Regions from separate parts of the Homo sapiens genome. Here region 1 is linked to region 2. A link is an interaction called in ENCODE POLR2A ChIA-PET data of the cell type or tissue named here. Cell type or tissue: A673. All regions are shown on one strand. Each heading gives the region's core, and the rest is flanking DNA. Links, peaks and the distances in the headings are about the cores only. Region 1 has its middle 53 kb from the start of HDAC4-AS1. Region 2 has its middle 66 kb from the start of LINC02991.

Region 1 (4,385 bases), core at 207-4,206, 190 kb before region 2:
TCTTTTGTGGTCCAAACTGTGGGGACATGAAGGATAGGAGTCCAATCATACCTCTCTCTATGGCTGGGGCTGGCCTTTGTCTTCTTCCCTTTTACTTATTCCTCCCCGCAACTTACATGCTCTGATTCCCATGCTTTAATTCTCTCTCTACTTAAAGTACCATTATATCTTTATTATTTTAATTAATTTATTTATTTATTTTGAGATGGAGTCTTACTCTGTCACCAGGCTGGAGTGCAGTGGCGTGATCTTGGCTCACTGCAACTCCGATTCCCAGGCTCAAGTGATTCTCCTGCCTCAGCCTCCTGAGTAGCTGGGATTACAGGCGTGCACCACCATGCCCAGCTAATTTTTGTATTTTTAGTAGAGACGGGGTTTCACCATGTTGGCAAGGCTGGTCTCAATCTCCTGACCTTGTGATCTGCCTGCCTTGGCCTCCCAAAGTGCTGGGATTACAGGCATGAGCCACTGCGCCCGACCCTTTATTATCTTTTTTTTTTTTTTTTGAAATGGAGTCTCGCACTGTCTCCCAGGCTGGAGTGCAGTGGATCTGTCTCAGCTCACTGCAACCTCTGCCTACCAGGTTCAAGTGATTCTCCTGCCTCAGCCCCCCAAGTAGCTGGGACTACAGGCACGCACCACCACTCTTGGATAATTTTTGTAGTTTTTAGTAGAGAAGGGGTTTCATCATATTGGGCAGGCTGGTCTCGAACTCCTGACCTCGTGATCTGCCCACCTCGGCTTCCAAAAGTGCTGGGATTACAGGCATGAGCCACAGCGTCCAGCCCTTTATATCACTTTTAAAATCAATATTCAATTTGATTCATCTATATACTCATTCACTTTGTTGCTGTTTATTCCTGCCTTCATCTCCCAATGAAATCATACTGTCTCTGAGATAGTTTTCCTTCTTCTTGAAGACAACAGTGAATTTTCTTTAATAAACTGCTGGTGATGAACCTCTCAGGTTTTGTCTGAGTACCTGGTAGTATTCTGTCTTCATCCTTAAAAGAAAATATTCACTGGCAATACAATTGTAGATTTGTAGTCATTATTATTTTAGTATTTCAAAGATGCAAATCCTTTCTCTTATAACTTGCACTGTTTCTGTTGAGAAGTCCATCTGATATTTGCTCTTTTGTAAATTTTTTTCTCCCCCTCTAATTGCTTTTAAAATTGTTTTCCTTGTTTCTATTTTTCTGCATTTTTATTATAATGTGTCTAGGCGTGATTTACTTTTTATTTATCTGGCTTGGTGCTCACTAAACTTTATGACTCATCTGTAAATTGATTTCTTTCACCAGGTATGGAAAATTCTCAGTCATTATGTTTTCAAATATTGCTTCTGTTTCACTCTTTTTCTCCTCTTTTTCCAATGCTTAATGTATGTTAAATGTTCTCACTCAATTATCCATATTTTCATACCTTTATTTTTCTTCCTCTGTACTTCATGTCTCATTTTGAATATTTTCTTCTTGTCTATCTTCTAGTTTATTAATTCTCTCTTCAGCTTTGTTTTTTTAAACTGCTGTTAAAGTCACCCATTTAGGTTTTCTTTAAAATTTAGTTATTCTATTTTTCATTATTTTTTAAAATTGAGGTCTTTAAAATGTTTTCCAGTTGTCTGCCAAGTTTTTCAATATTGTCTTTATCATCCTTGAGCATAATTATTTTAAAGCCTATATCTTTTCATTTCAGTATTTGAAGCACATGCTTATCTTTTTCTATTATGTAATATATCTGCTGAGTTTTGCTTATGTTGTTTTATTTCCTATGCCTTGTTCATTTTTGATTTTGTGCTGGACACTATGTTTGAAAAGTTGTTGTAGAAGTAATTAGAGGACTAGGATGATGTTATCTTTATTCAGAAAATATTTTTATTTGTGTCTCTCAGGTGCTTGAAGACATTAGCAATGGAGGATCACTTTAACTCAGTATTTCAGACCCAAGATTTTTCTGTGCTACCAGATGACTCAAAACCAATTACAGTCTGTTCATGGGATCTTTCACTTCCAATTCAGTTTCTCCTTCAGACACATTTTTGGTTTCTGTCTTAAAGGATGAGGGAGGTGCTTAATGGTGCCCCTGCTCTCAATGGGCCCTGGGCTCCGGTTTCTGTATCCTAATCAAAAATTCTCTTACCCACATCTAATATGTTCTGTAACTTGTTCCATGCATTTTATTTTTAACGATTTTTTTTTTTTACTTCTAAAGTTCTGGTTATTTTTTCCACATCTGTCTAGTCGTTTTTGATGGTCTCAGGTTGCCTGTTCATGTTTATGATTCTATGTTGCATTTCTTTAAATATTTACTACATTGGTTTTATATGCTCTGTCCTTGATCATTCTAATATTAGAGGCTTTTGGAAGTCTAAATCTGCTGTTTGTTTCTATTGCCCTAATCTCCGATGGTCTGTTCTCTTTTTACTTGTTGATCTTTGAATGTGAGCTCATATTTGGTTGGTCTTAATTTGTGGAGCCTAAACTGAGGACGTTTTCCACTAGAGAGGATTTGTGTTTGCTTCTGTAACAAGCCAAGAGACCCTGATGACTGGGACCACTGTCATCCCGCGTGATTTAGCTTGCACACCTTCTCTAGGCATTGTCTTTAAGTCTCAGTTCAGTGTCATTGGTCAGTGTGCTCCTGGGCAACTTCCTTGATTTTCTTTGAGCCCAGTAACACTGCAGATCAAGCCTGGTCAGGGTCTAGCTTCTTGTAGGCAAATGGGGAGCCCTTCAGAGTGTCCAGTCCACCCTGCTTTCGGAAGCATTAGTCTATTCTTGCTGAGCGTGAGTTTGGCTTCCTCAGTGCTTCTTCCCCGCATCGCGCATTATATTAGTCTCCGTGGAGTTCTTCCTGTTGCAGCTCTCCAACATGCTGCCTCCCCTCATGCTTCTGATGCTGGGTCATGTGCCCCTGTGATAGCCGTGTAGGGTCCAGTGTGTTTCCCCCATCCAGCCGCTCTTCCTCTCAAGCCTCCAAGCACAATGAGCTGTATGGCTGGGTGGTGTCCTAGGTGCAGGGAGCAGGTGGGTGGGCTTGCTGGAGACCTCCCTGTATGCGCATGGCCAGGAATAACAGTCCATGAACAAGCTGGGGTCTCGTGGAAGCCCCTAGTGGCAAAGGTCTCACTTTCCTCACTGCACTGTCCTTTTCAAATGAATCCAGGAGCTGGTGTCTTGATGGGTCTGGCTTGCTCTGGACACAGGTCTCTATTGGGTCTCCACGTCCCGTGATGCCTCCCAGTGACCCTTCCCTGCCTCTTCCACAGCTGCTGCCATCTCAGGAGCTTCTGTGTCTCAGCTGAGATGCTTGGCAGAGGCACGTAAGGGAGGCATGGCCATGGAAGCTGGGGCGCTGGGACGGCCATCTCGTTTCATCTGCACTGGCTCCAGTGGCCTCTTATAGAGGGGGCTGCTGCCTTCTCTGTCCGGCCCCTCTCTCATGTTTTCACTCATTGGGGGCTTTGCCTGGGGAAGCAGAAGACACCAACAGCTATTTTCCTGCACCTGGCGCAGTTCACAAAGTCTTTTCGATGTAAGCCTCTCAGACTGTTCCCAGCCCACCCTGGATCCTACTCCCAGGCTGTTCTGCTCCAGGGCAAGAGGTTTCCAGGCCTGTGTTGAGAAGCCCAGCATGTACCCTGTGTTGGTGTGGAACCCTGGGGCAGATACCCTGACAGTCGTGTGCCCAGCCAGTCCCAACTGCATCATACAGCCTAGACTTTTCTCAAAGTCAAAAATTGGCTCATCGCAAACTCTTCTTTGTTTCCAGGTGTTGCTGTACATTATGCTTTGGTTTGCCTTTTTATTTGGTTATTTCAGTGGGGTTTATAACATGCAAGTAAACATGGCACAAGACGTTTGAGACCTGGTATAGCTTTTTTTTTTTTTTTGAGATGGAGTCTCGCTCTGTCTCCTAGGCTGGAGAATAGTGGCACAATCTCGCCTTTTTTGATCAGAAAAACAAAGAACAAACAAATAACCCTTTGGTCACTGAACAAGAGCTGAGAAATGGAATGCAGACACTCATTTGATTCTGTGAGCAAAGAAAGGGACTGGAAAACCACCCTGAAGACCTGGGTCCCTCCCTGGAGCCTCTGTTTACCTGTCTCTCACCTGCAGGGGTGCACAGAGGAGCGAAATGTACTTAAAAACAGGCAAAACCCACACAGGCTGGTTTCCAATCCTAGCTGCTACTGCCACGGAGGCAATTCATAATGGGACACAGGGGAAAAATAACAGAGAGAAAATTTCACATGAAGACAGTGGGGGAGTCCTGCAGGGGTCGGTCAGCTCAGACTGTGCCATCCCTCCCAGCTGGGGCCATCCACAGGCTCTGAGAGTGGCTCTCGCAGGCTGTGTGTGTTCTGGGAATGGCAGGGG
Region 2 (4,385 bases), core at 223-4,222:
GAGTTGTCAGGGTGGTTGGAAAAGGTCTCCTCCACTGTGGGGATTGTGCAGGTGCATGGGAGGGTGTGTGTAGGGTGTATGTTGGGTGTGGGGGACGTGGGCTCTGTAGGTTTGTGTGGTCAGTGTGAGGGGATGTGCAGTGTGGGGTGAGAGAGTTTTCTGTAGGGTGTGTAAAGTGTAGCTGGGGTAAGATGTCTGCTCACTGTGAGAATGTGTGGTGTGTGGTGTGTGTGTGTGGTGTGTATGTGTGGGGGTGTGGGAGTGTGTGTGTCGTGTGTACATGTGAGGTGTGTGTAATTGTGTGCGATGTGTATGTGTGTGGTGTGTTAGGTCTGTGTGATTGTGTGTCATGTTTGTGCATGCATGTGGTGTGTGTGGTGTGATTGTGGTATGTGTATGTGTGCGGTGTGTGAGGTGTTTGTGGTATATGTGTATGTGTGGGGTGTGTGAGGTGTTTGTAGTATATGTGATTGTGGTGTGTGTATGTGTAGTGTGTGTTATTGTGTGTGGTGTGTGAGGTGTGTGTGGTGTGATTGTGTGATGTGTATGTGTGTGGTGTGTGTGATTGTGTGTGATGTGTATGTGTGAGGTGTGTGTGATTGTGTGTATCATGTCTGTGCATGTGTGTGTGTGGTGTGTGGGGTGTGTGTGATTATGGTGTATATGTGTGGGGTATGTGGGTCTTGTATGGTGTGTGACTGCCATGTGTTTGTATGAGTGTGGTGTGTGTGATTGTGTGTGATGTGTGTGATTCTGTGTATGTGGTGTGTGGGGTGTGTGGAGTGTGTGTGATTGTGTGTGTGGTGTGTATGTGTGGGCTGTGTGGGGTGTTTGTGGACTTTGTTCCAAGGGAAATGGAAGCCATGGCATTTGAGGGCAGAGCCAGGCCATTGGGCAATCGTGGACGGAGATAAGGGGGACAGCATGGGTGTGAGAAGGGGGAGTTGTCAGGGTGGTTGGAAAAGGTCTCCTCCACTGTGGGGATTGTGCAGGTGCATGGGAGGGTGTGTGTAGGGTGTATGTTGGGTGTGGGGGACGTGGGCTCTGTAGGTTTGTGTGGTCAGTGTGAGGGGATGTGCAGTGTGGGGTGAGAGAGTTTTCTGTAGGGTGTGTAAAGTGTAGCTGGGGTAAGATGTCTGCTCACTGTGAGAATGTGTGGTGTGTGGTGTGTGTGTGTGGTGTGTGATTGTGTGTGCATGTGTGTGATTGTGTGTGGTGTGTATGTGTGGCATGTATGGGGTTTGTGTGGTGTGTGCGATTGTGTGTCGTGTGTTTTTATGAGTGTGGTGTGTGATTGTGTGTGGTATGATTGTGTGGTGTGTGTGGTTGTGTGTGTGGTGTGTGGGGTGTGTTGAGTGTGTATGATTCTGTGTGTGACTGTGTGCATGTGTGTGGTTGTGTATAGTGTGTATCTGTGGGGTGTGTGGGGTTTGTGTGGTGTGTGCGATTGGGTGTCGTGTGTTTGTATGAGTGTGGTGTGTGATTGTGTGTGGTGTGATTGTGTGGTGTGTGTGGTTGTGTAAGTGGTGTGTGGGGTGTTTTGAGTGTGTATGATTGTGTGTGTGACTGTGTGTGCATGTGTGTGGTTGTATATGGTGTGTATGTGTGGGGTGTGTGGGGTTTGTGTGGTGTGTGCGATTGTGTGTCGTGTGTTTGTATGAATGTGGTGTGTGATTGTGTGTGGTGTGATTGTGTGGTGTGTGTGGTTGTGTATGTGGTGTGTGGGGTGTGTTGAGTGTGTATGATTGTGTGTGTGACTGTGTGTGCATGTGTGTGGTTGTATATTGTGTGTATGTGTGGGGTTTGTGTGGTGTGTGCGATTGTGTGTCGTGTGTATGTGTTGTGTGTGATCGTGTGTGGTGTGGTTGTGTGTGTGGGGTGGTGCAGTGTGTGTGACTGTGTGTGCATGTGTACATACTTGTGCACAGCCACACATCCTGTGCTCACGCCCCAACGTGCCCTGCACTTGGACTGAGGGTGGCGTGGAGAGCAGGAGCTGTGGCTGCTGTCCCCAGGGAGCTGTCCAACGTTTTCAAGCACTGTAGCTTTGCCCTGTATTGGAGCATCTGAGAGTCAAGAAAAATGTAACAGCTCTATTGAAGTGTAGTTGACAAGTGCACACATTTAAAGTGCACAGTTTGGGACGTTTGACGTCTGCGTAGATACACACAGGTGAAGCCGTCCATCCAGTTATGACCACAGTTTGGGACGTTTGACGTCTGCGTAGATACACACAGGTGCAGCCGTCCATCCAGTTATGACCACAGTTTGGGACGTTTGACGTCTGCGTAGATACACACAGGTGAAGCCGTCCATCCAGTTATGACCACAGTTTGGGACGTTTGACGTCTGCGTAGATACACACAGGTGAAGCCGTCCATCCAGTTATGACCACAGTTTGGGACGTTTGACGTCTGCGTAGATACACACAGGTGAAGCCGTCCATCCAGTTATGACCACAGTTTGGGACGTTTGACGTCTGCGTAGATACGCACAGGTGAAGCCGTCCATCCAGTTATGACCACAGTTTGGGACGTTTGACGTCTGCGTAGATACACACAGGTGAAGCCGTCCATCCAGTTATGACCACAGTTTGGGACGTTTGACGTCTGCGTAGATACACACAGGTGAAGCCGTCCATCCAGTTATGACCACAGTTTGGGACGTTTGACGTCTGCGTAGATACACACAGGTGAAGCCGTCCATCCAGTTATGACCACAAGCACTCTTCCTGTCCTGCCGCCCCACTCTCCCTGGTGCCCCTTGGGGACCCACCTGTCCTGCCTCTGGCTGCCCTCCTCCTCCAGTGCCCCATCCACAGGCAATGGCTGATCTGCCTCTCACATCACAGATCAGTTTTCATTTTCTAGAAATGTCTGTAACAAGAAACGCAGTATGAACACTTTTTCCTTTTTTTAATTTTTAAAGTCATCATATAGTCATATAGATTTTTTCATTTTAGCTTGCAGTTCCATGCATGTAAACACATGATCAGTTACAATCACCACAACAGGTCCAGGGCTCCACCTGCCCCCAAATCCTTTGTGTTATTTCTTTTCTTTTTTTCTTTTTCTTTCTTCTTCTTCTTTTTTTTTTTGGGTGAAATCTCGCTCTGTCGCCCAGGCTGGAGTGCAGTGGTGCGATCTCGGCTCACCGCAAGCTCCACCTCCCAGGTTCAAGCGATTCTGCTGCCTCAGCCTCCCGAGTAGCTGGGATAACAGGCACCCGCCACGATGCCCAGCTAATTTTTTGTATTTTTAGTAGAGACGGGGTTTCACCATCTTGGCCAGGCTGGTTTTGAACTCATGACCTCAAATGATCCACCCACCTCGGCCTGCCAAAGTGCTGGGATTACAGGAGTGAGCCACCGCGCCCAGCCTCAGCTATTTCTTTATGGTCACACACTACCTCCCCCCCCCGCCCCCCGCCGATCTGTTCTCCTCCACCATAGTTTTAATTATTGAAAATGAGAATGGCACATACATGGAATCACACAATCGGCAGCCTTTGTGACCAGTTTCTTTCACCAACACCTGCCTTGGAGAGTTGTTCACAAGCTCGTATGCATTGATAGTGTGGTCCTCGTGTGGCCGATAGAGTTGCACTGTGGATATATCAAGCGTGTGGGTCTTTCGCCTGCTGAGGGGCGTCTGGGCTATGCCAGCGTTTGAAGTTGGGAATACGCTCAGACTTTGTGACTTTACCTTGCAGGGCGCTGGGCATCTCAGTCTTCCTATAAATATTCTTGAGCTCTGTTCTGGAAGGGCTTAAACTGCAAAGAAAGTTTAGTCCTTTTGTTTCTTTGCTAGTTGGGACCTGAGCAGAATCGAATCTAGGGCTACTCTTGCCCCTTCCTGGGGCAAAAAAGCCCTTCTGAGTGCTTACCCAGTGCCCACGAGGGTGGCATCCACTCAGCCGGCGGGAGTAGGAGCTGCGCCTCCCCTGTGTGCCTGGACGTTGCCTTTTCCAGTTCTCAGGGATTTCCTCACACACATGCTCTGATGGGCTCTCAGCTCCAAACCTAAGGGGAGCCTCTGCACGTTCTCCAGAATGTTCTCTCTGTACACTGTGCTCCTCTGAGGGCTCTGCTCGCTCACGCCGGCCCCTTTGGCCTCTCCAGAATCCATCTCCAGCTCCCGGGCTGTGCGGCTGGACATTTTCCAGAGCTGATCTGGGGGCAGCCCCGGGGACACCTTGTTTGCTTCCCAGCCCGCAGCGATCACTGTCCTTCCTCATCTACTGTCCACTGTCTTCAAAACCATCGTTTCACATATTTTGTCCAGGCTTACAGTTATTTCAGGAGAGAGGAGAAACCCCATCCCGGTTACTCCATAGTCAGAAGGATAAACCTAGTTTCTTCGACTCCACCTTGGGAAGATGAAAGC

The links. Peaks named below come from ENCODE experiments on the same cell type or tissue, not always from the same donor. Only the 100,000 strongest peaks of a DNase experiment are listed, where the experiment ranks them.
Region 1: POLR2A ChIA-PET joins it to region 2 with 6 read pairs; 2 of 35 experiments call an interaction of 5 or more read pairs at or near these places.

What each region holds. Positions count from the first base shown.
Region 1 is chr2:239,452,693-239,457,077 of GRCh38, forward strand. No RefSeq gene overlaps it. Among named protein-coding and RNA genes, the nearest start is that of HDAC4-AS1, 53 kb to the left of the region's middle. In A673, for the core only: no CTCF peak of the experiment used is centred there; no DNase peak of the experiment used is centred there; H3K27me3 peaks cover 387 bases.
Region 2 is chr2:239,642,272-239,646,656 of GRCh38, forward strand. No RefSeq gene overlaps it. Among named protein-coding and RNA genes, the nearest start is that of LINC02991, 66 kb to the left of the region's middle. RefSeq lists enhancers at 1,992-2,519, 2,520-3,045. In A673, for the core only: no CTCF peak of the experiment used is centred there; a DNase peak (open chromatin) is centred at 2,010.